2 separate regions of the Homo sapiens genome follow, and region 2 is linked to region 1. The links are chromatin loops, found by intact Hi-C in ENCODE. Cell type or tissue: PC-9. All regions are shown on one strand.

Evidence for each region. Peaks named below come from ENCODE experiments on the same cell type or tissue, not always from the same donor. Only the 100,000 strongest peaks of a DNase experiment are listed, where the experiment ranks them.
Region 2: it touches region 1 in a loop (2.5-fold over the local background); 2 of 110 quality-filtered maps call a loop at or near these places.

What each region holds. Positions count from the first base shown.
Region 1 is chr7:128,045,014-128,049,013 of GRCh38, forward strand. The region is part of intron 16 of SND1 (staphylococcal nuclease and tudor domain containing 1); the gene reads left to right. It overlaps LOC124901743 (a long non-coding RNA gene), which reads right to left. Exons shown (of 2, transcript XR_007060515.1): 2 at 2,460-4,000. Among named protein-coding and RNA genes, the nearest start is that of LRRC4, 16 kb to the left of the region's middle. In PC-9, no CTCF peak of the experiment used is centred here; no DNase peak of the experiment used is centred here.
Region 2 is chr7:127,982,086-127,986,085 of GRCh38, forward strand. All of the region lies in intron 15 of SND1 (staphylococcal nuclease and tudor domain containing 1), which reads left to right. Among named protein-coding and RNA genes, the nearest start is that of SND1-IT1, 13 kb to the right of the region's middle. In PC-9, no CTCF peak of the experiment used is centred here; a DNase peak (open chromatin) is centred at 1,976.

The DNA of each region.
Region 1 (4,000 bases):
CAGATTTATGGCTATGAATTGAGAAGCTTGCACATAGATAGCGTGGAAACTAGAGGCAGATACGAGCTGATGGGAGAAAAAAGCAAAAGGAGCTCTTGTAAAGAATTGGAGTAGTTATCAGGCCAGATATTTGGATCAGAACCAGTTAAGAACCTGAAAACGCCAACTTTCTGTTTCTTGACTTCACAACTGTGCTGGGCTGCCTGTTCCCTCTTTTCCAGAACAGTTTTCCATGGACCCTGGCTGTGCCTCCTCCCCACCCCACCCAGTGGCTGCCCCCAGAATAGAGTTCTAAGCCATGCTCCAGCCCTCTGGGTGGCATCCTTTGCTAAGAGGGCTCTCTCCTGTCATCAGCAGTCCCTATGGCCTCCATCCTGTCAGTTCTTATTAGACAGCTCTTCTGCTCTACATCAAGGAGCCTGAGAGACTGGAATAAAGGACAGAGATGGGTTTGGGGCACAGAGCAACCCATGCCACTCCTACCCTGTGATGCAGAAATATTAGGGGGATTCAGCCACCTAATATTTTCTGGAAGTGGAAAAAGACATATGTAACTGTGGTAAAGACTCATGGGTCACTTTAGGCTATATGTGTTTTATGCTGCAGCACTAGAACATAGGAGCAGCTTAAATAATCAGATTTATCATCTCACATAAAATGTCAGTCCCTAAGTAGGACAGCTCCAGGGGAGGGGTGGTTGGTTTAACTAAGATATGTCCCCAGGTCAGAATCAGGCACCTTGGTTTTTTCCCTCTTTCTATGCTGCCATTCTCTCCCCATGACCACAAGTACCTTTCTTGGCTGCAAGATGATTGCCATAGCTCTAGGCATTGCATGCTCATACACCAATCGACAAAGGCAGGAGAAGCATAGTTTCTTGTTTTGTGCCTTTTTAAAAGTTTAAAAAGAAAAAAATCCTTCCCCACAAGCATCTCAGCTGACTTCCTTTTACAACTGATTATCCAGATCTGGATGACACATCCACTCCTAAACCACTATGTGAAACCAGGAAAGGGAACTCTTTTCCTCCACCCCAATGATTGGCTGAGACTAGGGATTTGGAGGAGCCATGAATTTGGATACAGAAAATTTTTCTCCCTGAAGCCAGGGTCTTGCTCTATCAAACAGGCTGAAGTGCAGTGGCACAATCATGGCTCACTGGAGCCTCAAACTCCTGAGCTAAAGCAATCCTCCCAACCTCAGCCTCCTGCCTAGCTGGGACTATAGATGGGTGCCACTATGCCAGGCTAATTGTTTTTATTTTTTGTAGAGATGGGATCCTGCTATGTTGCCCATGCTGGGTTTTTTGGGGTTTTTTGTTTTTTTGGGTTTTTTTTTTGGTTGTTGTTGTGTTTTTTTTTTTTTTTTTTGAGACAGAGTCTCACTCCGTCACGCAGGCCAGAGTGCAGTGGCATGATCTCACCTCACTGCAACCTCCACCTCGGGTTCAAGTGATTCTCCTCCCTCAGCCTCCTAAGTAGCTGGGATTACAGGCATACACCACCAAGCCCAGCTCATTTTTATATTTTTAGTAGACATGGGGTGTCAGCATGTTGGCCAGGCTGGTCTCAAACTCCTAACCTCAAGTGATCTGCCCGCCTTGACCTCCCAAAGTGCTGGGATTACAGACGTGAGCCACTGTGCCCTGCCTCCCATGCTGGTTTAGAACTTCCATCCTCAAGCAGTCCTCCCACCTCAGCCTCCGTTAAGTGCTGGGATTATAGGCATGAGCCACAGCACCTAGCGTGTGTCTTTATTTGTATTAACTGCTAAGACTAACTATTTCCTTTGAATATGAATTAAGCAGCAAATCAAAGTAAAACTAATTTATCTATTCATCACCAATAGAAATAAAGAATATATTCATATCATATTACAGTAATTGTAGGAATTTCAGAATATTGTTTACTCTTACCACTTCTTTGAAAGTATAGTAGTTTTTAGAGCTGATGTTAGATCTCTTAGTGTGTTGATAAAGAAATACATGTACTTATATCCTGATTTTGATGGGTTTTTATAAATATTTTCATAATTTTCACTATAATTGGTTTCCTTTGCAATCCTATATATTTCATGCATGTAAAAAGATTATTATTTAAAGGGGTCCATAGGCTACCCTCAACTGCCAGAGGGGTCCATGGCACAAAAAATGACTTATACCAGTCAGCATTTTCCTGAGTCACATACGAGAAAAAAGGATGGGCACCTGCCAGCAGGGAGAAGGTGGAAATGGCTGTTGATCAGGCAACCCGTGGACCTTTCCACAGTGAGTGCCTGTGGACTCAGGCAGCCTAAGTGCCACTCAGTGGTCCCTTCCCTGCTATTGCCCAGCTCCATTTACAGCAGGATCTTCCAAACTTCAGATATTTTTATACCATGCCTGTGCTTTAGCCAAATCCAGGTACCACTGATTATTTCACTAATATTTTTCTTCAAATCACTCTGTTCTTTCTGAAATCTCTTTTTTAAAGGAAGCTTTATTAAATGGAAAAATACCACTTACCATAAATGAAAGGAAATCTTAAAAATAAACACATAGAATACAGAACAGTGTTGGTGAATTCTGGCTAAATCCTATTTGCCTGTAAGGCTCTGCTCCTCTTTTGTGAAAGAGATACTAAAGACAGATTAGCGGCAAACTAAGACATAATCAGAGTTGAGAGATCTTTGAAAAGGGTATAACTTAGTTTGTGGTTTCCATTTTGTGCCCCGTCATTGACCCAGCTAAAATAATTCAGTCCCTGGGCAGGTTTAAGATAGACTCCTTGTTTTACAGACTAGTGACCCACCTACAAAGGAAATGAGTTTTGTATGACTTATTGTTTATGAACCTGCATCTTTTTTTTTTTTTGAGACGAAATTTCGCTCTTATTGCCCAGGCTAGAGTGCAATGGTGTGATCTCGGCTCACTGCAACCTCGGCCTCCCGGGTTCAAACAATTCTCCTGCCTCAGCCTCCCGAGTAGCTGGGACTACAGGCGCCCACCATCATGCCCGGCTAATTTTTGTATTTTTGGTAGAGACAGGGTTTCACCATGTTGGCCAGGCTGGTCTCGATCTCCTGACCTCGTGATCCACCCGTCTTAGCCTCCCAAAGTGCTGGGATTACAGGCATGAGCCACCGCACCCGACTGTCTTCTTCCTTGTTCTTATCTGGACTTCAGAGAATGCAAGAGGCAGAAGCTCTGGGAGACCCTGAGACCACAGCCTCAATTTCCAGGCTCCGAATTGGAACTGGCAGTGATTTTTTTTCTTTTTTTTTTTTTTTTCCAATTCAGGAAAACTTGTTGAGAAAGACAGGCTGACATTTGCTGACTACGCTTTGCAGACTTTCTCCTTAAGCTCTGTTAGTTGTGCATGTTTACACATTGAGTGTGCCTTGTGGGCATTTGTGGGCATGTTTGCATGTGAGTGTGCTGTGATGCCAGAGCAGGCCTCATGTATGACGCCTCAATTTAGTCACTTTTCTTAATGGTTTGAAACGACAAATGTTACTGTCTTTGAGTTAAGTGGTTCAATTAGCACTGATTGGAAAGAGTGGGATGAACTGGGAAAAACACGCAGCCTGTTTGGTAACAGCCTTGGGACGGGAGAGAGGGAAGGTGTTACCCCTGAAAACAGCTTCTCAGTGGTGGCCTGTCCAGCTGCAGTGGCTGTGGAGAGTGCTGCTGGGACCAGTTTTTGTTTTGGAGGGCGAGACGGCAGAAAGCTATTAGAAAAGGGGCCACAGGGAGCTCTCAAGTGATGCAGGGTATATGTGTATCATCCCTGCTGCTGTAAGAGATCCTCAGTTCTCCAAATAAAATATTCATCACTCCCCCATGTGTCTTCTCTACCCCACTGGCTCTTCTGCAGTGCACTTTCAGTGAGTAGAGAGAGAATGGTCCCTCTGGTTTACAGCTCCTTCTTCCAGCTGTTCACACGGGTGTTTGTCTGATCTGTCTTCCTGTCTCCAAAAGAGCAGGACTGTTAGCAGCATTACAGAGCCTTTTGGAGCTCCT
Region 2 (4,000 bases), 63 kb before region 1:
ATCTACCATTAACAGGCGAACAACTATTATGACTTGTATCAGAAACTTAAGGCATGTTTAACAGCCAAGCACCGCACTTCCTGTCTGTAGATGCTTCTCTTCTCTTCCCCTTCCTTTCTTCAAAGAGAGCTGCAGTTTCCATTGCATTGTGAAGACTTGGTTTTCTTGTTCCAATTCCAAATTAACTTCAGTGCCTGGTCTTTCAACAAATGCATCAAACATTACAAAATCCGAACAACCTAATAAAAGTCTATCCTAAAAAATTGGAGCTGTGACTAAAAACAGCTTCAGTCTCAGCTTCTGCCCAGTTCTGACTCCCCTGACTACAATTAGGTATTTGATCCCTTTAATTAGGATCCCTTCATTCTTCTTTTATCCCTTTATTCTGATCATTGAAAGAGCTTTAGCAGTGACATGTTCCAAAATTGGTCCACAAGATCCTACCTCCCCTGAGGTAACAAAGTAGGAGTTTAGAGAACAAGGGAGAGAATAAAGAATTTGAGAGAATGCAAAATCTTTGTTTTACTTCTAAACCTTTTAGTACAAACTGTAGCCTCATATCATGAAGAACGAACTCTTGGGAACCAACTGGTCTGCCATTTCCCTTTTTCTTTGGGCCATTTTAGGAATGTGGAAATATACGCCCTAAGTGAGATGGTGTGCAGTTTTCAATAGTGAACTGATTCATTGACATCGTTTGCAACCTGAGCCATCCAAATTCTTTCTACTTTAAAGCTTATGAGCAAGAAGTACAAGTTTTTGGTGTATGAGCTATTACAGGTCTGAGAAGCAATGGCATGAACTGATTTGGCTTTGTATGTTATTTAAGTGATAACTACATTCCTTAAAATTAGGCAGATGGTCTGTCTGACTCTACCTTTCATGTTGATGGTTAAAAGTTCTTGATTTTGTTCTTGATACTTAAGGAGGGAATACCTGTCTATATATTGTTGGCGCTGAAGAATTTTTGAAATCGGCCTGGACAAACTTAAAAGTGTTGCTTTTCTCAGCCTTTATACGGAGTTTAAGTATCTTACAGTCTATGTGTAGTGGGGCTTTTTACAATTTTGTTTTGTTTTTTGGTGGGAAGAAGGGTGGTATGGGAAAGTATAGAAATGGAACTAATTGAGTCTAGGGGTAAAAAACTGCTGGGAGCCTGTGGATTATAAATCGAGTAGCTGCAGCAGCAGGTACTCAGGCAGAGGTATGGGAGTGCAGTCAGTGGGACAGGAAGCTTGTTTTGGTGTTCTGTGTCTTGTCCTTGACAATGACTCCAGGGGACCAAGTGCAGTCTATAGAAAGGAGAGGTGTCCATAGTTTCCTATCTGGAAAACTTTTACAGCATTCCTGCCTGGGGTCTTAAAGACTAGAAAGGAAGATGAAAACTAGATGAGATACTCTTGCCTCCTGTTCCTCTCCCCACTGTCCACCCCCTACATCTGCACTGAGCACCCCTTTATCTGCTAGCTAGGTATGTGGCTAGGGAGATAAACCCTGTTTTGTTGTGAAAGTTCCATCAAAACTGCCATTTTGTCTCCCCCATCGTTTGATCAACAAAAATTGTGTTGAAATTTCAGGGAGCATTATTTAAAGCAGAGGTATTGAATATTCAATATTCAATAATATTGAATATTATTAATTTGCCTAAATATATAAAATGAAATCACAATTCACTGGCCTGGGCTCCTCACTGTAAGCAGAGGAGTGGACTTAGTGACCATCTTTCAGCTTTAAGACTGAATAACATTTTCCCTTCCATTGGGAAACTTATTTATATCCCAGTAGTCATCCCCACACTAAGTTTTTCCGATATGGCGTCCAGATTTTATTTCCCCTAATAATTACACCCCCTGTTTTCAGGCTAGGCATTCTCCCTCCTTTCTTGTGTTTACACCTTTCAAATATTTGCAGATTGTTATCCTGTCACCCTCTTAGTCACCGCTTAGCTGAGCTGTACAAATTTAGCACCTTTTATCTTCCCTTTAAAGGCAGGTCTCCACGCCCCTGAGTCATTTTCCCCTGCTCTCTTTAAGTGTGCTCCAGTTTTCTGCATTTCCATGTGGCCACATAACTTTCCTAGAATTGAACATAGGTCATGAGTGAGAATTGTTTTCCTCCTTTGGCATGTCAGAAGCTAAACATTTCTGCTATGCTCCAGCCTCAGGTCTCTCTGACATAGCTGGTCAGTGTTGACCACTTCAACTCTGTAGTTAAACCACGTTCTCTAAATGTGCCAATTTAAAGACCAGTGGGGTAAAAGGGTGTAGCTATGCTATACTTTGTTTAATCCTTGAAGTGTTATATAACCATGGGAAAGTGGGATGTATGTAGTTATGGATTCTGTTGGCCCCTTTCCTGGTATTTGCATAAAACACCTCTGTTCTCCAGGTGTGTCAGACTAAACCTCATCTCAGCTCTGCGCCCTGACAGTTCATCAACCATCTCTTTCTCTGTGTGTTTACGTTTTTCAGAACTATTTTTCACTAATATTCATTCAACATTTATTGAGCGTCTCCAATGCCACTGTGTGCTACATAGTATGTTAAGTGCTGGAAAGATTAAAATCTGAATATGACACAGTGCCTGCCCTAAGATGCACTGTTTTTGTTATAGTTTTAGTTTTAGTTTGGTTGAAAGTACCAGATCCTCACAGATTGGCTTACAGTGTCAGTGAGGGGAGAGAGCAGAGGAATATCCATGAAAATCTAATAGGAGCCTAGGTAGGGTCAGGTGTCACAGATCCTGGAACCTGAGGTGATTCTGAGTCTGAGACTGCTCCAGGGACCTCACTGTAGATCTCCAGTGTTAATGTCAGTTCGTCCCCTCTGCTTATTGCCTCCTTCCTCTGGCTCCTGCGGGGATTGTGTTTTAAACACTGCTCAGTTCAAATTCCAGAAGGAGACTCTTATTGGTTCACCTGGCATCTGCCATTTCTATTTGAATAGAGCTGTTTTTCCTATTGCTGGCCTGACTGCACATTTGCTACCCTTGAAGCTGCTACAGCACCACTCCCTCCCTCTCTGCCATTCCCCACCTTCTGCACTGACTTCCCATTCCCAGCTTGTGGTGTGCGGAGAGAACAGAGGTCATGTGCTAAAAAGCATAGCTGCCCGAGGCTGTCTCCTTAGTGAGGGATGTGTCCTGTTAAGCCCCGTGATTGAGTTGTCCACTACATTCTGCCAATAGCTTCCTAGCCATACATGCACTTCTAGCCCGGGCTAGAGTGCAGTGGTACAATCTCAGCTCACTGCAACCTCCACTTCTGGAATTCAAGTGGTTCTCCTGCCTCAGCCTCCTGAGTAGCTGGCCCTACAGGCGCACACCACCACACCCTGCCAATTTTTGTATTTTTAGTAGAGGCGGGGTTTCACCATCTTGGCCAGGCTGGTCTCAAACTCCTGACCTCAAGTGATCCGCCTGCCTTGGCCTCCCAGAGTGCTGGGATTACAGGCTTCAGCCACTGTGCCCGGCCATGTACTATTTCTTAACATTATGCAACATATAGGCCAAATGGCAAATCCAGTCACCAATAACATACCTTTTACAATAGTAGAGTAAAATAATCTTTCCTAGCTGGTAACTAACTTCATGAGCACAAAGTGTTTTCATCATTGAATCCTCATCTTCCACAACAATCCTCATCTTCCTGGCCCAGAGTAGACATTGACAAGCATTAGTTCAATGGAGAGTAGAGGTCTGCTAGATGAGCTGGTGGATTTTTCAGTGTACCCCGTGGACAGAAGGCAGGTTCTGCATGCCTCCTGTGCCACTGTGATGTCTGATGCAGTAGTGAGAACACAGCGGGCATGCAGTAGACACCGTTGACTAATCCTTCAAACTGTTTTTTGTTTCCACTTGAGTTTTGTCTCCTTCAGCTAATGCCTGGTCTCTTAGTGGTGGAATAAGTGCCACTGGGAAGCTGTCACATACTTCCAGCTAAGGCCAATTTGTCACACTTCCCTTAGCTCCCACTGCCCAATAAAGGAAAAAGTGAACACAT